Linked DNA regions of Homo sapiens: regions 2 and 3 are each linked to region 1. Evidence: chromatin loops called from intact Hi-C (ENCODE). Cell type or tissue: MCF 10A. All regions are shown on one strand.

Region 1 (8,000 bases):
CGGGAGGCTGAGGCAGGAGAATGGCATGAACCTGGGAGGTGGAGCTGGCAGTAAGCCAAGATTGCACCAACGCACTCCAGCCTGGACGACAGAGCGAGACTCCGTCTCAAAAAAAAAAAAAAAAAGTTTTGTTTTGGAGTACTAGTAGCACGATCATAGCTCACTGCAGCCTGGAACTCCTGGGCTCAACGATCCTCCTGTCTCAGCCTCCCAAGTAGCTGGGACCCTACTGAGTAGCACGTCCAGTTCTGGGTCTGTTTTTTTTTTTTTTTTTTTTTGAGACAGTCTCGCTCTGTTGCCAGGCTGCTGGAGTGCAGTGGCATGATCTCAGCTCACTGCAGCCTCCGCCTCCCAGGTTCAAATGATTCTCCTGCCTCAGCCTCCTGAGTAGCTGGGATTACAGGCGCCCGCCACCACATCTGGCTAAATTTTTGTATTTTTAGTAGAGATGGGGTTTCACCGTGTTAGCCAGGATGGTCTCGATCTCCTGACCTCGTGATCCGCCCGCCTCGGCCTCCCAAAGTGCTGGGATTACAGACGTGAGCCACCGCGCCCGGCCCAGCCCTGCATCTTATATGCACTATATCCATGCAGAGATCCCTCCTTCTTGGGTATATTCAGAAAATTAAGTGAATGAAAGCTTTCTCTACATCTTCTTTAAAATTATCATATCTTTTCCAAGTAATGTTTTCAGCATATTGACCCTGTCTCACACAAGCATGTGATTAGGTGTCTCCACCCAGAAGAAGGGTATAGAAATATTTGGTTTCTGTAGTAATATTCTCTTGAGAAACAAGGCATGGATGATGTTGTTTCACTAATGGTTGATGTCGAAAGCCCTGTCAATACAAGACTGTATCACACATGGGTATGTGGCCTGTTGGAAGGATTAGTCTTTTTCCTGCGCTTTGAAGTGTCTACAGGGTGGGAAAAGACCAGTGACTAGCAGGACAGTACGAAGACGGAGGTGCCTGTGAATTCGGGCTCCAGAGGCTTCTACGGGGGACACACCGACCACTCCCTTTAACATTTTGGCCATCTTTGTGACCTAGTGGGATGCTGGAATTGTTTCTGGCCGAACCTCAGCACCAGTGAGTACGTGAGCACCACGACTGGGCTTTCTGGGCATGGGAGAGACTTGGGCGGATAGCAGCGTGTTTAAAAATGGCGGGGTCATTCAATCACACATGAGTTAAAAAACTATACATTGTGTGGAAAAGACCACTCCAAAATCAGAGGAGGTTTTAGGGGCACCAAAAAGTACATCCACATATCAGTGATCCCAAATCAAAGATGGAGCTTTTTGGTTTTCCTCTTTGTAGCCAGTCGGACAAATCTAAGGCAGATGAAAATTCCATAGGAGTTTTGAATTAAAAGAAGCGCCCTAACGGAAAGCTGTGATGAAGGGTGGTTGTGAATGGATTCCACTGTGCCAGGCCTGCACGGGTTAGCACTGGCTGCCTGTCCTGGAAGCCCCCTCCATTATTTTTAGAGGCCTCTTATCAATCACTCCCTTCACTCCCAGCAGTGGGAGTGGGTTGAGCCTCTGGTCTGAGCCTCTCCTGCCTGCCGCCCCCACATCTTTTAGGCTATTTTATAATGCATTTAACAGCCTCCCGCTGTGTTCACTAAGCTACAGTCTTTAACTCATTCACAACCAGCATGCAGGGAGCATGTAAAAATACTTTCTCAGGCCGGGCGCAGTGGCTCACGCCTGTAATCCCAGCACTTTGGGAGGCCGACATGAGCGGATCACCTGAGGTCAGGAGTTTGAGACCAATCTGGCCAACATGGCGAAACTCTGTTTCTACTAAAAATTAGCTGGGCATGGTGGCGGGCGCCTGTGGTCCCAGCTACTCGGGAGGCTGAGGCAGGAAAATTGCTTGAACCCGGGAGGTGGAGGCTGCAGTCGAGATCGCACCACTGCACTCTAGCCTGGGCAACAGAGCAAGACTGTGACTTCAAAAAAAAAAAAAAAAATGAAAGGTTTCTGCTCACCACAAACTAGAAGGGAATGATGGTGGTCTTGTTTGGGACTCTTTACCTGCAGCAAGAACCTGGGAAATGTGGGGGTGATTTTGGTGTGTCATGTACAGTTGGGCTGGGGAAAGCGAAAAAAGTGAAGAAGAGGAGGTGAGGAGGGGGAGGTCAGCACAGGAAGAAGGGTCCTGGCCACCTTTGACCCATACTTGGGGTAAAGGACCTGCATCTGGCCAGGCTCTGTGGCTTATGTCTGTAATCCCAGCACTTTGGGAGGCTGAGGTGGGAGGATCACTTGAAGCCAGGAGTTCAAGACCAGCCTGGGCAACATAGCCAGTTCCTCCATCTCTACAAAAACAAACACAAAACAAAAACAGAAAAGGGATCTGCATCTTTACATGGTGCAAATAAAGAAAACTAGAAGATAGGGAGTTAACTTGAGACATACTATTATGTGCTCCTTTTCTCCCCTTGAAATGTTGATGCAGGAAGTCAGGGTGGTAAAAAATAGGCACAATGTCACATTCAGCTTCACAAGATTTGAAAGTGCATCTCAGCTGGGAGCGGTGGCTCACGCCTGTAATCCCAACACTTTCAGAGGCCGAGGCAGGTGGATCACCTGAGGTCAGGAGTTCGAGACCAGCCTGGCCAACATGGCTAAACCCCATCTCTACTAAAGATAGAAATATTTAGCGGGGCGTGGTGGTGAGTGCCTGTAGTCCCAGCTACTCAGGAGGCTGAGGCAGGAGAATCGCTGGAACCCTGGAGGCAGAGGCTGCAGAGAGCTGACATCATGCCACTGTACTCCAGCCTGGGCGACAGAGCAAGACTCCGTCTCAAAAAAATAAAAAAGAGTGCATCTCAACTTTTTTTTTTTTTCTTTGAGACGGAGTCTTGCTCTGTCGCCCAGGCTGGAGTGCAGTGGCGCGATCTCGGCTCACGGCAAGCTCCGCCTCCCGGGTTCACGCCATTCTCCTGCCTCAGCCTCCCGAGTAGCTGGGACTACAGGCGCCCGCCACCATGTTCGGCTGATTTTTTGTATTTTTTTAGTAGAGACGGGGTTTCTCCGTGGTAGCCAGGATGGTCTTGATCTCCTGACCTCGTGATCTGCCCGCCTCGGCCTCCTAGAGTGCTGGGATTACAGGCGTGAACCGCCGCGCCCGGCCTTCAACATTTTGTATTGGCGATTTTCAGTGACTTCTGGTCCTGAAAATCAAGAGCTTTCTGGTTCAGCAGAGCTGAAAGCTGTTCAATACTGCCCTCTTCTGTCCAAAACTCATTCAGGCATTTGGACAATGATTTTATACTCGGGAATGTTTTTGACAAAGCGTGATGGTGAAAATTGGACATTATCTAACCATGGGGACAGAAAAACAAATTGTGCAGCCATTAGGTCTTAGTTTTGAAGACTTTATTCAGAAAACAACACAAATAGTGATTATCTGGATGTTGTACTTATGAAAAATTTTCCCTATTCTCTGTATTTTAAAGTCTTCTACAATTTATACTGATTATGTTTGGAATTGGCAAAAAGTAAAATAAGTCGTTCTATTCTGAAGAAAACAAGCAAAAATATTAAAGTTTTTGTTATTTTTATAGAAAGCCAACTGATACTTCATCCTCATAACCAGCCTTAGTGTCCTCACCTATAATGTAAGTGACTTATGTTATAGGTGAGGACACTAAGAACAGAGATTTTCATTTTATTTTTATTTTTACTGTTGTTTGTTTGTTTGTTTTTGAGATGGAGACTCACTCTGTCACCTGTGCAGTGGCACGATCTCCACTCATTGCCACCTCCACCTCGAAAGTTCAAGCAATCCTCCTGCCTCAGCCTCTCAAGTAGCTGGGATTATAAGATGCACCACCACGCCCAGCTAACTTTTGTATTTTTAGTAGAGACGGGGTTTGACTGTGTTGCCCAAAGCTGGTCTCAGACTCCTGACCCCAAAGCGATCCTCCTGCCTCGGCCTCCCAAAGTGCTGGGATTACAGCCCCGTGAGCCACTGCACCTGGCCTTATTTTTCGTTTAGATTCAGGGGATACATATATAGGTTTGTTACCTGGATATATTGCATAATGGTGAGGTTTGGGCTCTAGTGTACCCGTCACCGGAGTGGTGAACATTGTACTCAATACTATTTTTCAACTCTCACTTCCCTTCCACCCTCCCTCCCTTTTAGAGTACCCAGTGTCTATTATTTCCATCTTTATGTCCCTGTGTACTCATTGGTTAGCTACCATTTATGAGAATATGCAGCATTTTACTTTCTGTTTCTGAGTTATTTTACTTAGGATAATGGCCTCCAGATCCTTCCATGTTGCTGCAAAGGACATGATTTCCTTCTTTTTCATGGCTGCATAGTATTCCATGGTGTATATGGACCACATTTTCTTTATCCAGTCAAACTTTGATGGACACTTGGGTTGGTTCCATGACTTTGCTAGTGTGAATAGTGCTGCAAGAAACATACAAGTGCAGGCATCTTTTTGATAAACTGATTTTATCTCTCTTGGGTAGATGCCAAATAATGGGATTGCTGTGTGGAATGGTAGTTCTGTTTTTTGTTCCTTGAGAAATCTCCATATTGTTTTCTATAGCTCTCTTACTAATTTACATTCCCACTGGCAATGTATAAATATTCCCTTTTCTCCACATCTGTGCGAACATCTGTTGTTTTTTGACTTTTTAATAATAGCTATTTTGGCTAGGCACAGTGGCTCACATCTATAATCCCAGCACTTTGGGAGGCTGAGGCAGGTGGATCACCTGAAGTCAGCAGTTCAAGACCAACATGGCCAACATGGTGAAACCCCGTCTCTACTAAAAATATAAAAATTAGCCAGGCGCGGTGGCATGTGGCTGTAATCCTAGCTACTCGGGAGGCTGAGACAGAATTGCTTGAACCCAGGAGGTGGAGGTTGCAGTGGAACTGAGATCACACCACTGCACTCCAGCCTGGGCGACAGAGCGAGACTCTGTCTCAAAATAAATAAATAATAAATAGCCATTCTGACTGGTGCAAGATTGTGGTTTTAATTTGCATTTCTCTGATAATTAGTGATGCTGAGAATGTTTTTGTATGTTTCTTTGCCGTTTGTATGTCTTCTTTTGAGAAATGTCTAAGAACAGAGATTTTGCCCAAGGACCCGGTGCTAGTAAGTGGTACAGCTAAAATTTAAACACCAGTCTGTCCCCAGAACTTCTGCTCTTTAATTTTCTTCCCCTCTGCCTGAATTTTTTTTCTCTCTTTGGTGGGGGAAAGTTAAGTCGTTTTCTTGTTGTTTAATACGTAGATAAAATTTATATTATGGTATGTAATGTGAAGCAAATATCGGATAGCCTCCTCTAAAATCAGGTTGGGTAAATCATCACTCTATATTTTGTTGTTTTCTATAATTTTTAGTAGTTACCTGCAATTCCGAGTGCATTCTTCCAAGTGATTTTTTAAAAAAAATAACTTCAGGCCAGGTCCGGTGGCTCACACCTGTAATCCCAGCACTTTGAGAGGCCAAGGTGGGTAGATCACCTGAGGTCAGGAGTTCGAGACCAGTCTCTACAGTTTAGTAGAGATGTGGAAACCCCGTCTCTACTAAAAATACAAAAAATTAGCCGGGCGTCGCGGCGGGCGCCTGTAATCCCAGCTACTTGGGAGGCTAGGACAGAAGAATCGCTTGAACCCAGGAGGCGGAGGTTGCAGTGAGCCGAGATCGCGCCATTGCACTCCAGGCTGGGCAATAAGAGTTTCCGTCTCGAAAAAAAAAAAAAAAGAAAGAAAGAAAGATAACTGTAAACATACAGAAAGTTGGAAAACTAAAATGAATACAGAGAACACCCATACCCTTTACTCAGATTCACCTATCCCAAATAGTGGGATATTGTCAACATTTTCCCTCGCTTGCTATATTTACTTTCTTTTTGTTGGGAAAACAAAACAAACATCAGTCCACGGGTTTCTGTTATAAGTCATGTAGGTATGAGATATATTAATAAATTCACTGGAGAAGGCTGGGCACAGTGGCTCACACCTGTAATCCCAGCACTTTGGGAGACTGAGGCGGATTGCTTTGAGCTCAGGAGTTCAAGGCCAGCCATGGCAAAATCCCTGTGTCTACTAAAAATACAAAAACTAGCCAGGAGTTGGTGGCTCACACCTGTAGTCCCAGCTACTCGGGAGGCTGAGGCTGGAGAATCGCTTGAGCCCTGGAAGCGGAGGCTGCAGTGAGCCAAGATGACGCCATGGTACTCCTGCTTGGGCGATAGAGGGACACCTTGTCTCAAAAAATTAGGGAAGCATTTGAAAGTAAGTTATATACATCATGGTCCTTTACTCCTAAATATTTCAGTGTGTATTCTCCAAGAATAGGGATATTCCCTTTCATAACCACAGTACAGTTATTGACAGTTATCAATATCATACATTTACGTTATTACAGAACTTTTCTATAATCTGCTTCTAATTTTGTCAGCTAATCTAATTATGTCCATTTTAAAGCATTCCTCTTTGCATTACAATATCCACCCTAGGGTCAGAGATTTTGTGTTGTCGTGTCTTTTTAGCTTCTTTTAATCTGGAAGACTTCTATAGCTTTTGTCTTTTAGACTTTGATATGTTCAAAGTATAAGTTCCCTCCCCGTTTCTACTCATTCCTTATTTGATGTTTCTTTTGCCTATATCAATTTAGGTTAGGTTACTCATTTTTTTTTTTTTTCCCCGAGATGGAGTCTTGCTCTGTTGCCCAGGATGGAGTGTAGTGGCGTGATCTGGGTTTACTGCAACCTCCGCCTCCCGGGTTTAAGCGATTCTCCCACCTCAGCTTCCTGAGTAGCTGGGACTACAGGCACCCACCACCACGCCCGGCTAATTTTTGTGTTTAGAGACTGGGTTTCACCATATTGGCCAGGCTGGTCTCGAACTCCTGACTCCAGGTGATCCGTCTACCTTGCACTCCCAAAGTGCTGGGATTACAGGCGTGAGCCGCTGCACCCGGCCATAGGTTACTCATTCTAAGCCAGAATCCTGCAGAGGTGATGTTGTGTCCTTCTCAGGGTATTGCACGCGGTGTCCATCTGTCCCTTGTAGGCTGATGTTAAGGTGTTTTCCAATTTCTCCACTGTAGAATTGGGCTTTTCTCCCTCCCTTTCAACAATAAGCATGTAAATATCCTCTCCTCTCCTCCATTTAGCACTTTAGCACCCATTGATTCTTGCTTTATCCAGCTTTCACTTTGATGGATGCTCGGGCCGATCTTTTGAATCACTATCTGTGAGTGGGTGGGTAGGATTTATGCACTCTTTTCAAAACGATGCATGACTGTAACTGTGAATAAACTCTGCCTTTCACACTGAAATAGAATTCAAATTGCTGTCCACATTAGACATAAAGCAGTTTTTCCATCTAAGTGTAGGAGTTGACATATCGAAATACTTGTTCTTGCCATAAGTGGCGCTTATGAACTATAAAAAGTTGTAATGATTTATGGAAAATAAGAATGTTTATGCTTTAAAAGTGTATGAAATTGACTTTTCTTTCAAAAAGACAAACTGTGTATTTTGCTCCTTTAGTGCCTTCACTCTAAGCACTACCCAGCCAGCCTTTGGCCCTCCTGAGATACCACACACCTATATGACGTTGGTCAAGTCATATGACCGTTTTTAAAAAGACTGTTTTTAAGAGCAGTTTCAGGTTCACAGCAAAATTGAGTGGAGAGTTCGGAGAATTCCCATGTGTCCCTTGCCCCAACGTCTGCATAGCCTCCCCCAACCCTTATCAACATTCCCCACCAGAATGGGTCATTTGTTACAATCAATGAACCTGCACTGACACATGGTTATCACCCAAAGTCCATAGTTTACATTAGGGCTCACTCTTGGTGGTGTACATTCTGTGGATTTGGGCCAATACATAATGATGTGTACCCACCATTACAGTGTCATGCAAAATGGCTTCACTGCCATAAAAATCATCTGTGCTTCATGTATTCATCCCTTCCTCCCCCAACCCCTGGCAGCCACTGCT
Region 2 (8,000 bases), 930 kb after region 1:
ACACAATTAGCCAAGCATAGTGGTGGGCACCTGTAATCCCAGCTACTCGAGAGGCTAAGGCAGGAGAATCACTTGTACCCGGGAGGCAGAGGTTGCAGTGAGCTGAGATCGCATCACTGCACTCCAGCCTGGGCAACGCAGCAAGACTCTGTCTCAGAAAAAAAAAAAAAAAAAAAGCAATAGTAACAATAATAATAATGGCAATGGCAATAGTGCAAATATCCAGCAATAAGAAAATGGGTGAATAAATTATGTTCACAAAATAAAATACTATTAAACAGTTAAAATGAAGAACTAGATCTATATCTCAACATGCATATATCTCAAAAAATAATGGCGAGTGAAAAAAATGCCAAAACATAATTGATACCTTCAGTTGAGTGTCTATAATATTAGTATCTGAATTTTTCTATTTTCTAAAAATTATTTTTAAAAAGCTTTGAAGTTCCTATGAGGTTAAATTTCTTTATTGCTTTTTTCTTTTGTGGTAATAGCCTATAGTATAGCACTTTTAATTCATTTGTATTTACATAAAAATTTGTAATAAAACCAGAGGAATATTTAATATTTATAGTCTTACATTTAATCATTGACACACGTACAACACCAGTAGCAAACCTTTTAAAACATAGCCTTTTGTTCCCCATGAAAATTATTCTTCTTTCCTTTTATATTGACATCAACAAATTTCCAGTTGTTTTTCCTTAGTAATCTTGGAAGGCACCCTCCATCAACCCTCGACAAGTAACATAGTACTTATTCCTTACACGGCAAATGTGTGACTCTATAAAGTAGGTCATGCCCTTCCCACAGAGGTTTCCTCACACAAACCAAGTCACATTTATAGTCTTAGAAAAGCAGCTGGCAAGTTAAGGGCTGAATATCAGGCTTTTTCCTAGCAAGGTTTATATATATATACATATATATTTACTTTGGAATGTAGATATCATTAATTCATGGTTAATTGTTTGCCTGGTACCCAAAGGCTTGAAAACAGGCTGAGCTGTTATCAACTGCATATAAAGGTGAAGTTTCTTAAAAATTTGTGTAAAAGTTAAAGAATTTATAAGTAGTCTTTAAAGTGGATCTTATATAGAAAGCCAGTACTGCACTGCAAATTTATTTTTAAAATATTTTTTATATTTGAAAGAGTAACTTACAGTTGTTTGTATTTCATTTAGGTCCTTTCCAAAGCTAAAGGCCAAGGAAAGAAAAAAATATATATGGTAATAAAGTTGCAGAAGATCCCTTCTGCTCCTTTAGTGATGATACATACAGAGAGGAAGCAATGCTGGATGGGTTCTTTGTCAAAATATTTGTTTGGCAAAAATATTCAGAAAACTATGCAAGATAAGTAAACATTTTAGAGGACCTGGAATGTAACGTGAAGGCAAGTCTTGGCTCAATCAACATGAAAGAAACAGTCTCACTTCGGGTTTATTACAGACACATATTCATGGTCTAATCAGCATCTTTAAGCATGATACACAACAGACAGTTTTTAAACTCCTTTATATTTTTAAGGCAATTTTTACAGTTTTAGGGTTATTTAAAGTCAGTCCCTGCTTATAGATGCCATAATACTATTCATTCCTATTCTTTTACATTGATATTTATTAGCCATGTCAAAACTTTCACAGATTTTTGTTTTGTTTTCCTTTTCTTGAATGCCTTCCTATTTCCTACATTTTTTGTCACAATATATCTGCTGCAATTGCATTTTAGTTTGTTTATTCTCCTATCACTTGCCCTCAGAATTCGTATATATGTATATATGTGTGTGTATATGTAACAGACTGTACGTAGTCAGCATTGACGTCATATGTCAGCACTGATTAAACTGCAAAAAAAAAGTTTAATTCCTATGTCGTCCATCTCTAAAATGTTTTTTTTATTATTGACGGTCTATTCTAGTTCTTATCTACACACATACTCTACTTTCAACTTTATATCACATTTTTACTTAGCATCATACATTTATTTTTTGATACGGTTACATCACTTTTGGTTAAGATTATATATGTATAAAATTTTCTTCAACTTTTTTATAGTAGTGAGCATTTATGTCTTTTTAATTATTTGGTATTACAAATAATATTTCCAAAACCACCTTCATAATACATATTTCCTCCTTTATGTTACTTCCCCTAAAAAATGACTATTCAGAAATGGGAAATGGAGTCAAAGTTATTTGCCAAAGGATACTACCAAATTACAACTTTTAGTAATACATAAACACAGAGGTTGCATGAAAACTTTTTTTTTTATGTTTTAGATTTCAAAGAAAGTTTTCCTGTATATCCTCTCAGTTGACATTCATAATTATCACAAAACTTCTGTGATGACCTTAGTGGATTATTATTCTAAATTCTACAGAGGAGGCTCACAGTCGAGTGACTTTTCCAAAGTGACCTTCGTGGAACTAGAATAAAACTCAGACCTGCCTCAAAATATAGTGGTGCTTCCACACTGCTGCAATTCCTCTATGACCTTTTAAATAAAAGTCTTCAACTTGAAAATTCTCCAACTTCCTTAATTTTTCTTGACTCTTCTGTGTAGAAGACTTTGAAAGTCTTCACTCCAGACCAAGATTTCAAAATATTTAACGGGCCCCTGCATTTATTTTTTAGAATGTTGTTAGGGCAAGATAAGCTCTTACAGAGAGAATGCTCTCCAGTGAGATACAATCATTCAGTTAGAAACATCATGCATCTCATTTATAATGCATTTCTTATTCGATTAAAAAGATGAACTCATGAGCATCTTTGGACAGATAGGCTGCGCAGGCTGGAAGGAGGGCAAACAAGTAAGCTTACTACAGGCGCTATGCTCAGGCAATGCAACAGAATGTTCAAAATGCAGGTACATTTACTACCCTAAAGTAAAAATAAGATGACTAAATTTTGCAGAAGATGTTTAAAATAAAATTTTGAGTGAGATGTTTACTTTTCTTCAAATGTCAGGGAAACACAATGAAGAGAAAATGGAAGCATTTTGAAACATACCCAGCATCACCAGAGGTCTCTGCCGCCGAATGTTGAATTAGAATCTCCTCTCCACGACTGGCTACTGAGCGAAGGAGACTCTTCTGCTCGGCTAATTCCTGTTCTAACTCCTGCTCAAGGGAAAGGACAAACGCAAACACATTTGCTACTTTATGATTATTGCCTACAATCATAGTTCTAGCTATAAAATTCTCAGAGAACTTCGGTAGTGAGCTTTTAAGTTTGCATATTGCATAAAGCATGAGGTTTATGTAAATATTCAAATGTGTCTCCAAAGTACTCTGTAGTGTTCTTTTGCTTTGATACAGGATACCTCTGAAAAATCTGGGGGTTAAAAAAAAAAAAAAAACCACCAATGGGAAAAGAAAATTTTGCCGGGCAATAGTGCCCTCAAGTGGTACAAAATGTACTCTCATTTTTCAAAATCAATATTGTCATGCTAAAAGGATAGATCCTTGGGAAAAGTGGCTTTTTAAGTTCTCCACTTAATTGATAAATTAGGTTATCAATAGATTTGGCTTTAATTCTTCATTATTTATAATAAATCCTCTTGTTATTTGAGAAAATAAAATATTTGAATATGCTTTTTACATACAGTTAAGGTACCAATGAGAAATCATTCTTATTCATCAAAGTTCATTTGTTTCACTAGGCAACAATTAGCAATCCTATTTTGTAACGACATCTACTTGAAAGTAAAAATACAAACTGCATTCATTAAAAAAAATAACAAACATGCAACTTACACTTTCACCAAACCTCAAAAGGCTTTCCTGAGATTTATATTAAAATTAAATAGATTCAGAGGGCAAATCTGAAAACAGAATAGGTATCTCTGGTAAAGAAGATGAGAGCCATGTTACACTATTTGTAAACCTAAACACAAGCTTTTCTTAAAGACTGGATTTTCAAATGACCAATCATCCCAGTGGTCATGAGTCAATACACTGAAACACCAACATCTTGCTTCATTCAAAGAGAAGATAAAGAGACACTCTGTCTTTAGTACAGAAGCAACTTGTCTGTCCTTCTGAAATATGCCTCTCAGGTTCTTCTCTGGGCAGATCTGCAAGCTAGAGAGAGGTAGGAAACACTTTACTTTTTGTTGCTGGAGACTGCTCTGCCGCTGCTGGGTCCATGTGGTGCGAGCTTGGGCCAGCCATTCCTGGACGCCGGGGCTCTGCGTGGCTGTTAGGTCAACATCGCTCTCCTCCTTCTCCTGTGCTGTTCCCTGCTTTTAACGAGGCAGAAATCAAGTCATGCTACACACCGGAAAACCTTAACCAAAGGGGAGAGAAGGCTACTTTGGTGTGATCTATGTAATGATACCAAAGTGGCTCCACTGGGATGTGAAACCACATTTTTTAAAAAAAACAGTAACACAAAACCCATCTAAGTTATGGCATTTGCAGGAGCAAGAACAACATACAGATAATCACACATAGAACTGTTTGAGGGGAAAACCCATATATTTAGAGGTTAGTCTTTTAGCTGACCAATGTGGTCATCAGATATTCCAGATTTTTTTTCCACAAAAACATAACTCAAGATCCTTTGATGAGTTTGTTTTTTAAGTCACACAAAGGTAAACTGTTTCTCAAATGATCATTACCCACAATAATTGTGTCTCTCCCGTGAAAGCATTACCCTGCCTTATGTCACTTTCTCTAATCCAGGTCCAGACAATGAAAGATTTTTAGAATAATCTTCCTAAAAATTTTTCTAAAAGATTATTAATCAAAGACATTTTAATGTCTTTGAGAAGCAAAAAGTTCACTGTTCTGTAAGGCATCATACTCTCTGGAATTCAGTAAGAACTTAAATTTGATTCTCAGTTCATATGGGAGAAAATGTACTGCAGCATAGAGGCAAGGAGTCTAAACAAGGGTTTCCCAGGCCGGCTGGACATCCTCTGTTCCACCTTTCACAGACCAGGTCTTGACCTCTATGTCACAGAGCCTCACCTCCACCACAGTAACTCAAGTCCCAAGACACTGAACTAGGCAGGAAGCCTCATCCCTGATACTGGTCTGTGTAAACCTTCTGTGTCTACCCTACTAGGGCGATAGATTTAAATTATTCCTAGAATTCTCTATCTTTGAGAGTCTGCTGTTTATATAATAATATTTATAGACTGACCTACATAATTAATAGACTGTACTCAAAGATGAAAACTCTTTAAGAGTCTTTCTTTCAGAACCATCAATTAGCACATTAAAAAAAGTCATTTACTGTGGGCACGTGTGGTTACCATTTTACAAATTCAAAGCTTAATTGAGCCTTGAGAGGTCAGTGGTGTGATTATTAAAGGTGAGATCTCTGAAAAAGTACCCTTCACTCCCTCCATCACCATCACCAGAAACTGGCCCATTGCTAAGCTGGCTTGGAGAAAGTCTGACTAAAGGAGAAAGACCAAAGTAATGACTCAGCACCTAGGCAAGAGTTGATCCTTCCTGCCTGATTATTCTAATGGAATTTGAAAGGCCCTAAAATGTTGCACATCAAATGGGATTAGTTCTGAATGAGAGCTTTTCTACTCACATAGATTCATCTGTCAAAGGATAAATTATAATTTCAATATAACTCATTCACTACTTAATAAGCACTCACTAGACACTGTTCTAGAAGCTGGGAGTGTTTTGGAAGCCAGATGAGGGCCCTGGTGGGGAGTTAGACTATAAACAAACAGATAACTGAGCTGAAGATAAGGCCTACAGAGACTGATAATGGGATAGAAAGTTTTAGGGAGGCCTAAGGAAGCATCTTTAGAAGAGACAATTGCACTCTGCATGACGAGAGACCACCAGCCTTGCAAAGATCTAGAGTGAGGGCATTCAGACCCAGGGAACAGTTGGCACAAAGACCCTAAGGTGAAAGAAATTTGCCATTTCAGAGAGAACAGAGCAGTGAAGAGGACAGCAGGGCTGGCGTACCATGGGGCAGAGGAAGGATATTTTACAGGTTGCTTCCACGGAGGAGCCTCCTGCCATCTATTTCTGGAGCTGCTGCTCGCCTGCCCCTGGTTGTTCTTTGCAATGTCTGAGCACAACATGGGACCCAGCCATTCCAGCTCATCCAACCTAACTGCCCACAGAGACCCTTCTCTCGCTCTCCTATTTTCAGAGTTTTATACTCACCATTTTAGGGAAATAGATGGGATCTGTTTACCTTTCTGTTTCTTCTTTTTTTCATTAGAATCTCATGATTAAATTGTCTAATAGACTTTATCTTTATCTTTGCAAGGCGGTGTCGGTGCTTGAAGCTAAATGAACAGTAAAAACCTGTAGGTAATAGTATATAAAACTTTCTCCCAGATTCTGAGCCCACCCGAGCTCAGAGGTACTTCCTTTCCTTTCAGATGATCCAGCCAGAGATTGCAGTTTAGGTAGAACAACGGGGGTGCAATGGTCTAATATATGCTAGTTGCATTTTGCAAGACCTTCAGAATGGGTGACTAGTGACACTAAATTCTCCACCTTCTGCGGAATTTCTCAAAGATAAGCAGTGATTTTCCTAGAGATGGGAAGTTTGGGTGGATGGGCATTCTCCCAGAACTGGAACCCATGATTTTCTGCATGAAAACAGATTCTCTCTCATCTAAGACTCCACCACCTTCTAAGAATAAGCTCTAAAAGATCCTGGTTCTTCCAAGCAAAGTTGAAACAGCAGTTCAAAAGGAACCCATAGAAAATGGCCTCAAGAAATCAGTGGACGAGACTGAAAGTTGTCCCCATCAGAGCTGCTCCAGCTGCCAAAGTAGTGGCCCTGGCCATGACCTGCTGACTTGCTTTTGTGGGATCCAGGCCACTTCCTCTCTGCTTTTCTCTTCAGCAAAAATTTGTTTTTCAGAGCCCGGCCTGAAGACTCCCTTGGAAAATTCTCCGAGCCCTGAGCCCAACACGCTCTTCTACACCAGTTACTATGGTCTGATTGAGAGAGGTTGGCTCAAGTTCCTTACACCAAATTTGGATTTGGAACACTGACAATCGAAATGTTAGGTCTTAACAACTTCCTCACTTTTATATGCACAGATATATATTCAGATTCTATGCGGTTAGACTCAGTTTTTCAGTGAGTGAATTTTTCTCTGAATGATTTAGTCATTGTGAAACATAAGACTTGGACCACAGGAAGCAAACCATGATTAAGAATCCAGTTCAAATTTCATTCTCTTTCCCCTGGGGATAAGAAGGTGCAGCCAGAAGGAATGTAATTATGGTAATTACTTTCTCTGAGGTGTGATAACAGTTTTCTGCCATGCCTAGGGAATGCAGAGGTTAGGCGGTTTCTGTCACCAGTCCCCACTGGGTGGGGCTACATAAACTTTATTTTGGAAATACTAGAACAGTAACCACTTTTGCCAGGAACATTCCTTGGAAGATGAATGAGGACTGGGCAGTGCTAAACATTACATAAAACATTTCTTTATAAAGCTTTTTATTATTTTATGGGGCAATCTCTCTGTTCTTTTAATGAATGATAATGTGTGAAAAAGACCCAGCTTCATGAAGATACCACGTAATTCAGGAGATCTTACTACATGCCCTTAAGATCTTCACATAGAGAAGCAGTCTATTTGATAGGAAACAAAAAAGCATAGTCATTCACTGATACCCATGCAAGTCAAATTAGTTAAAAGGAATGGAGGTAAGAGGTATTACCATCTCCCAGCTTCAGTAGCACTAAGTAATGGTGTGCTTACAGACTTAGGAAGGTATTCCAACCCTCCTGAATCATCCAAGCCCCAATTAAAGAGCATTAACATTGCTGAGGGCTGCATTTAATGGATGATTTGTTTTCTGCAATTAACTTTAGTTAATTTCAGATTAACTCCAAATTATTTTTAGTTTTCTACATAAAGGGACATGATCCTTTTCATGGCAATAATAATGTAAACAGGGCTCCTTTTCTTCCCACAGATGGAAAAACAATCTTCCAGGAAGCTCTAATTATTTTAAAAGATCTAGTAATATTTTATATGCTGGGAACTTCATT
Region 3 (8,000 bases), 520 kb before region 1:
TCTCAAAAAAAAAAAAAAACAAAATGGACCAGTCACTAGAGATGACTAGAATAGCCTGTGAAAGACATCAAAGACCCAACTGAGGCTGGCCCCCATGAATCAGTGTGATGACGTCATTTCAAAATCTGCTCAGCAGCTTGGAAACTACTGGTGAAAACCGTGGTGTGTGTGGGTTCCTCCAGGTTGGGAACCGGCAGAGCTGGTAGGGGAAGGTTCCCAGGGCGGGGGTGGGGAGGGTGCCAGTGAGCACGCAGTTGCAGTAATTGGGCATGACATTAGGCTGAGTGAAGAGGAAAACCAGCTGGCGACAGAGGCGTGGGGTGAGGGACTGCAGTATTGTCATAAAGCCCGGTTCAGCAGGACTTAATGTGAGAGAGAAGGAAATACCCTAATCTGTAATTGAAGAAGGGACTTTTGGAGTCCTGCCTTAGAGGTGGGACGGTTTTGAGTGTGATCAGGTTCTGGAGGTGGCTCTGATTCTGTGCTGCTGCTCTGGAGTGGAGGAAAAGGTCATTAGAAAGTGGTCAAGGAACTAGGGTGGTGGGTGGATTATTCACATGGATGGTGAAACAGTCCAAGTTGGGGCTGGGAGGAGTGAGGTGGAGCAGACAATGGGATGATGATCATGAAAATTGAACTGGGTGGAAAATAAGGGCTGAGATTTCTGAGAAAGGGGACAGTCTGTTTTGTTCTCTGTATATTTTGACAAGCATTTGAAGCTTGTTCTCAGGACTGCCAGCAATGATTTGGTCCTCAGGAAATGAATGTGCATAGGTGTGGACTTGGACCTAAGCATGAGTTTTCATTTCGTCAGGGTGTTATGAGATGAAAGGGAGCTCATGCAGAGAGGGGACTGCATTTTCTTTATGATTAGTCATTTTGTTGCTGGCCTGGTGCCTTAGAATGCCCTTCTGAGCAATGGCAGAGTATCTTTGATGGGCCCCACCCATTGTTTACCTGTCTGCTGGGAAAATCAAAATTGCTAACAAGATTCTGAAAGGCAGTTACAAAATGAGACCCCCTTACATACCTGTCTTTCTCCCACGCTAGGCGTGTGTGCCTCAGGAAGTTCCCTTTAAGTATTCAAATGGTTAATATAGTCAATATAACATCGTACTTTCTCCCCAAGTTGTCGATCCTTTCTATCTAAAAACATCTTTTCAGTTACAACTTATTGAGCATACACACTGTGCTGAGTACTTTATATTCTTATTTCACCCTCACCAAAATATGTTATGAGGTAGTTCTTATTCTTCCCATTCTAGAAAAAATAAAAACAGAGGCTGAGAGACATTAAATAAACTGCCCAAGTTTATATAACTAGTACATGACCAAGCCTGGATTGGTCTATCTGGCTCCAAAGAGCATCCTAACCACATTATTCCCACTGGCAATAAAAACACCTTTTTTTGTTTTGTTTTGTTTTGAAACAGCGTCTCACTCTGTCACCCAGGCTGGAGTGCAGTGGTGCAATCTCCATACAAGAAAAAGCACACTGCCACCTCCACCTTCTGGGTTCAAGTATTCTTGTGCCTCAGCCACCCGAGTAGCTGGGACTACAGGCGCACACCACCACACCTGGCTAATTTTTGTATTTTTAGTAGAGATGAGGTTTCACCATGTTGGCCAGGCTGGTCTCGAACTCCCGGCCTCAAGTGATCCACCTGCCTCAGCCTCTCCCAAAGTGCTAGGATTACAGGCACAAGCCACCACACCCAGCCTCAAACACGCTTGTCTAATATACTTTATTCACTATAATGTAATCATAATTTTCTATTTAAGCAGGATTATCATTAAAGTGAACTTTCCACATCTTTCCTCGAGATTATTTCTTATTTTCCTAAAGTTTTCAAAATGTATTTCTATTATTTCTGTGAAATGAATGCATAGTGGGAAATTTTAAACATCAAGAAATGTATCACCAGTCTAATAATGTCAACACAGCTGTGGGAAACTCATTAGTTACAGCCTCCCAGCTGCCTTCCGTTCTTTTAATTCAATGATGGTCCTTGGCTGACACCTAGTGGAAATCCTGGAAACAGTACTTTAAAAATTAAATGTCCAGACAAAAAAAAATTCTTGAAGTCAGCTTTACAGATACCAGGGAACTTCTTGGAAATAGCCATATTGCCCATTAGTATATGTGGTAAATAAATTTAACTCTTCTCCAAATTAATTGAAAATAAAGGTGAAGGTATTTTGCATTTTATATATTAGTATGTTTCTGTAATTGCACTTCCCAGAGAGAGACTGAGCTAACATTTGTGTTTGCAAGTAATTTCAACTCATAATCTCAAACTCTGAATGTATGAGAGAGATAGCTATCAGGTTACAAAAATTGAAGCATTTGTTTTCTCTAAGGTGACTGTGTTGAGGCTCCCCCAAGCCCCACACTTTTTCACTAAACGTGATCGCCACTTAGCCGAAATATTTGTACTGGGATATCACAGATGGTAGCAAAATAGAGTAAAATTATTTTAAAAGTTATTTTTAGCATAGTGTTTTGTAGGTTAAATTATACTACCCTTAAAAAATGAAAATAACTTTAAAGAGGCAAGAAAGGCTACAATCCCCTAGGACAGTGGTCTTCAACCTTTTGGGCACCAGGGATTGGTTTTGTGGAAGATAATTTTTCCACGGATGGAGGCAGGGGGAGGCTTTTGGGATGATGAAAGCACATTACGTTTATTGTGCACTTTATTTCTATTACTACATGGTAATATATAATGAAATCGTTCTACAGCTCACCATAATGTGGAATCAGTGGGAGCCCTGAGCTTGTTCTAGCCCTGAGCAACTAGACAGTCCCATCTGGGGGTGATGGGAGACAGCGACACCCCAAGTGTGTTGCTTATGTCCAGTCTGCTCTCATCTTATTTTGGTCACTGTCACTGCAGAAAACCCTGCTTCACAAAGATAGGATGTTGGAAATGGAAGCAGGCTTTTGTGCTTTTGTGGCAATCTCAGGATATTCGCCTGGACTTTAATCCAGAATGTAAGGAGGTTTGAAGTTGTCTCAAACATACTTTTTTTTTTTTTTTTTTTTTTTTTTTTTTTGAGATGGAGTCTCATTCTGTTGCCTAGGCTGGAGTGCAGTGGTGCTGCAACCTCTGCCTTCCCAGGTTCAAGCAATTCTCCTGCCTCAGCCTCCTGAGTAGCTGGGATGTCAGGCACACACCACCACGCACAGCTAATTTTTGTATTTTTAGTAGAGACGGTTTCACCGTGTTGGTCAGGCTGGTCTTGAACTCCTGACCTCGTGATCTGCCCGCCTCAGCCTCTCAAAGTGCTGAGATCATAGGCGTGAGATACCACGCCCGGCCTCAAACATACTTTTAAGGCCACCAGATGCAGCTGTACAATTGAAGTACATCAACTCACTTGCCACGATAAAGCCTGCCACCAGATGCAGCTTAATTGCTCCTTGACACTCACTGACAGGGTTTTGATATGAATCTGCAAGCAATTGATTTATTATGGTCTCTGTGCAGTCAAACCTCTCTGCTAACGTTAATCTGCTCCTCAGTGCTAGCATCACTGCCTCAGCTCCACTTCAGATCATCAGGCATTAGATTCTCACAAGGAGTGCTGCAACCTAGATCCCTCGCATGCATAATTCACAGTAGGGTTCACACTCCTATGAGTATCTAATGCTGCCACTGATCTGATAGGAGGCAGAGCTCAGGCTGTAATGCGAGCCATGAGGAGCCACTGTAAATCCAGACGAAGCTTCTCTCGCTTGCCCACCACTCACCTCCTGCTGTGCGGCCCAGTTCCTAACAGGCTACGAACTAGTACTAGTCTGTGGCTCGGGGGTTGGGGACCCCTGCCCTAGGAGAGTGGGTGGAACTCACCAGTTGAGCTGATCATTGAATCCTAATGACCATTCTGAAAGAGAGGCTCCCTGATCCCACTGTCCAGTTGAGCTCGGAGAGCACCCACCTAGTGAAGTGCCTGAGCTGGGATCACAGACATTGTCCTTCAGGGCCGTCTCACTCTGGGAGATTCTGGGGCACACAGAAGAGATGGGAGGTGCAGGGAGTTGGGGAAACAGAGAGACTTAGCTCATGATAATCACAGCATTCTGCAGGAGGAAAGACAACAATGAGAGGAAACTTCCAGCAGCCATTTTGCAATTAACTCAAAATAGTTACAAGGCCATAGTGTCATGGTGAGGGCTGGTGATAAAGATACCAGGCTCCGTGCCTTGAGCTTTTGAGTCAGTAGATCAGGGTTGGGTGGCAAGAATCTGCATTTTTTTTTTTTTTTTTTTTTGAGACGGAGTCTTGCTCTGTCGCCCAGGCTAGAGTGCAGTGGCTCAATCTCGGCTCACTGCAACCTCCGCTTCCTGGGTTCAAGCGATTCTCCTGCCTCAGCCTCCCTGTTAGCTGGGATTACAGGCACCCGCCACCATGCCTGGCTAATCTTTGTATTTTTAGTAGAGACGGGGTTTCACCATATTGGCCAGGCTGGTCTTGAACTCCTGACCTTGTGATTGTGATCTGCCCGCCTCAGCCTCCCAAAGTGCTGGGATTACAGGCGTGAGCTACCGCGCCCAGCCGAGAATCTGCATTTTTAATAAGCTGGCCAATGAGTGCTGATGATCAGCCAGGCTTCGGAACCAGCCTCCCTCCCTCCTCTTTCACAGGATTGGGGGTGCAGTCTTAGCTCCGGTGCCTTGATGGTGTAGCAGCTATTACCCACTTGAGGGCGCTCATCTGCTTGAATTCCCTGCACTGTGTGTAAATGCTTAACATAAATAGCGAGTTTTTAAACGTTTTTAAAAATCTATTTATTCAGGTGGGATAAGATCTGTGTTGAGATTTGGAGTTTAAAGAAAAAAAAAGCAATTGGAATTACAGCTCTACTTTCTCTCTTTCAGGCCAAGCAAGCAATCCTTGAAATGGATGCCATTCGTAAGTTTTATTTCCTTAAAACAATTTGAAATTTCATTGTCTGTTTGTATCTATCACATTTTCTATCTTAAAGTTCATGAAAATGTCGATTGTTAGAAAATAGTATCTCTCTATTCACTGTTTTCACAAATTGGGTAGACAGTATAATCCCTTCTAAGCACATTGACTTGTTTCTACATTGGTTCTCCCAGGTTTATCTGAGTCCCTTGATGGCTGGCCACTGTTGGGGTTTCTGCATCAACTAACAATGTCAGTTATGTCTCCAGGGTCAACTCTACCCCTACCCCTGCCCCAACCTCTACCACCACCAAAAACCAGAGCTTAACAATGCATTTCTCACTTCATCCCTAACAAAATGTTGATTATCTGCAAGAATCGCAATCACTTCGTAGTATTGGTTTTCCTGATGCAGCAGAAACTTCTAAAATCACAACCACCCCACATATGTGCATATATTTCTAGGCTTACAAAAGCAGGAGAGAATAAATGTTACAGGTCCTTCCTATTAAATAAGACCTTATTCAACAGCAGTTATCACATCTTTGTTATTTTTCAGATTAAATAGAATAAAAAGAGAAAACAGTGGCTTTAAATGCAGTCAGGTCTGCTGGAAACTTGTACTGAAAACACTTCTACTTTACTTAACCCTTTCATAAGACCTTACTTCGAGGAATCAAGTGCAAACGTTGATTCCCTTCCCTCCAGCCTGGCACTTGTTAACTCCCCAGGGGGAAAAGCAGCATCAGCAAAGTGGAAACAGGTGCATTCCCACCATCGCTGCAGCTGAGGCTCCCATCTCGCATCCAACAGACCCGAGAAATGATGCCCAGAGCTCCCCAGCGGAGTGCTAGGCTGTATTCTCTAGACATCAACATTTTACCTGCAGAAATTGCCTTCGGATTTTTTTTTTTTTTTTTTGGCCGGGTGTGGTGGCTCACGCCTGTCATCCCAGCTAATAGACTCCTAGAAGTCCCAATGTAAACAAAAAGCCCTGAGATACATATACAGCAGCAATTATGGGAGGAGGATCATATCCATGTCAGATGAAAAAGAATAAATCCATATAGGCCGGGCATGGTGGCTCACACCTGTAATCCCAGCACTTTGGGAGGCCGAGGTGGGTGGATAACCTGAGGTCAGGAGTTCAAGACCAGCCTGGCCAACATGTTGAAACCCCATCTCTACTAAAAATACAAAAATTAGTCAGGCATGGTGGCACGCGCCTGTAGTCTCAGCTTCTCGGGAGGCTGAGGCAGGAGAATCACTTGAACTTGGGAGGTGGAGGTCAGCAGTGAGCCGAGATCATGCCACCGCACTTCAGCGTGGGTGACAGAGCAAGACTCTGTCTCAAAAATAATAATAATAATAATAATAAATCCATATAAATCTACACTAGCCATAACCATTTTCTGAGAAGCCCCTGACACCACAGTCCCACTGATGCACGTGGTTATCTTTACAGATCATCCAGGCTTCTGTTACAGTCCTGAGGGAGGGACGAAAGCACTGTTCGGCTCTAAAGAAGGTTCTGCTCCATATCGGCTGAGAAGAAAATCTGGTAAGTAAGATGTTGTCATAAAAATTTAATTCTAATGGGGGACTGGCAATGAAAGTCCCTTTGAGTCTGACAAAAGGGAATGTTCTGTCTGGTTTCTCAGCTCACTGCCGGTCTGAATACATTTGCGGCTGCCTTAAGATGGGACTCATGAGCTTTTGATCTAAAACTCTTTTCTCTGTAATCCTAGCACTTTGGGAGGCCGAGGCAGGTGGGTCACCTGAGGTCAGGAGTTCGAAACCAGCCTGGCCAACTGGAGAAACCACATCTCTAGTAAAAATATAAAAGTTAGCCAGGCGTGGTGGTGTGCGCCTATAATCCTAGCTACTTGGGAGGCTGAGGCAGGAGAATCGCTTGAACCCAGGAGACGGAGGTTGCAGTGAGCCAAGATCGTGCCACTGCACTCCAGCATGGGCGACAGAGTGAGACTCTGTCTAAAAAAAAAAAAACCTCTTTTCTACTTAATGTTTCCCAGTGACTATCAAGCATGCCAGTCAACTAATTTTGCTTTGTACATCTTACCATTGACATGCAGATACTTAAGCTGTATTTGCTGTTGCTAATGAAAAATCACGTCCTATGAGTGACACACACAAAAGATTATCCAAAGCTAAAATTTTAATTCATATTTGCTGCACCAGACTCCATGAACTATTGTCTTAGTTCAGACAGGTTTGGGGTTTTATTTGAAGCAGTCTTTATTCATTACCCACTTTATGCTTTGCTAAGGACTAGGAATGCAAGGATAAATAATCCACGTGACTCCTGCTTGCAAGGAGCTCATGGTGCGAGAGACAAAAAATGCAAATAAGGCCGGGCGCGGTGGCTCACACCTGTAATCCCAGCATTTCGGGAGGCTGAGGTGGGAGGATCACCTGAGGTCAGGAGTTTGAGACCTGTCTGGCCAACATGGTGAAACCCTATCTCTACTAAAAATACAAAAATTAGCCTGGCATGTTGGCAGATACCTGTAATCCCAGCTACTCGGGAGGCTGAGGCAGGAGAATTACTTGAACCTGGGAAGCAGAGGTTGCAAGGAGCCGAGATCGTACCATTGCACTCCAACCTGGGAGACAAGAGTGAATCTCAGTCTCCAAAAAAGAATGTACAATTGAACATCATCAGCTTATAGGTGTTAGTGAAGCTGAGGAAGCTGCTCTGCTACTGACAGGACTGAAAAAGTCAGATTTTGCTTTTCTGTTGGGTGACTCCTGATAACACAGCATAACATTTATTCTACCATTTTAGCAGAGTGAATGTCTTGCTCCTGTGTATCTCTGAGCAATGGGGATTTTGTTAAATTTGATACAAAAGTTATAGAGCTCTGTTAATCTGTCAATAGGCTCATAATCCTCTTATAAAGAATAAAGAAAAAGGTTTGATTTGGTTTTGCCAATGATGCTGGCTTTGTTTTGTCTCCCAGAACCTTCCTCACGGTCACATAAAGTTTTGAAGACCAGTGGTAAGTCGTAAAATATATTTTCCTGTTTCATTCTTGTTGATATTCACTAAATCAAACCACACAAAAA

The links. Hi-C counts contacts between places; a loop is a spot of excess contacts. Peaks named below come from ENCODE experiments on the same cell type or tissue, not always from the same donor. Only the 100,000 strongest peaks of a DNase experiment are listed, where the experiment ranks them.
Region 2: a loop joins it to region 1, with 8 times the contacts of the local background. A loop is called at or near these places in 2 of 110 quality-filtered maps.
Region 3: a loop joins it to region 1, with 21 times the contacts of the local background. A loop is called at or near these places in 15 of 110 quality-filtered maps.

Annotation. Positions count from the first base shown.
Region 1 is chr6:151,331,777-151,339,776 of GRCh38, forward strand. The region is part of intron 3 of AKAP12 (A-kinase anchoring protein 12); the gene reads left to right. Among named protein-coding and RNA genes, the nearest start is that of ZBTB2, 56 kb to the right of the region's middle. In MCF 10A, a CTCF peak has its summit at 3,237 (motif pointing left); a DNase peak (open chromatin) is centred at 3,235.
Region 2 is chr6:152,265,051-152,273,050 of GRCh38, forward strand. SYNE1 (spectrin repeat containing nuclear envelope protein 1) reads right to left here. Exons shown (of 146, transcript NM_182961.4): 99 at 4,105-4,236; 100 at 3,006-3,115. Among named protein-coding and RNA genes, the nearest start is that of SYNE1-AS1, 110 kb to the right of the region's middle. In MCF 10A, a CTCF peak has its summit at 3,399 (motif pointing left); no DNase peak of the experiment used is centred here.
Region 3 is chr6:150,813,301-150,821,300 of GRCh38, forward strand. It overlaps PLEKHG1 (pleckstrin homology and RhoGEF domain containing G1), which reads left to right. Exons shown (of 17, transcript NM_001029884.3): 12 at 4,883-4,916; 13 at 6,379-6,474; 14 at 7,895-7,933. Among named protein-coding and RNA genes, the nearest start is that of MTHFD1L, 48 kb to the right of the region's middle. RefSeq lists enhancers at 60-159, 400-549. In MCF 10A, CTCF peaks have their summits at 1,998 (motif pointing left) and 4,709 (motif pointing right); DNase peaks (open chromatin) are centred at 821, 1,991 and 4,701.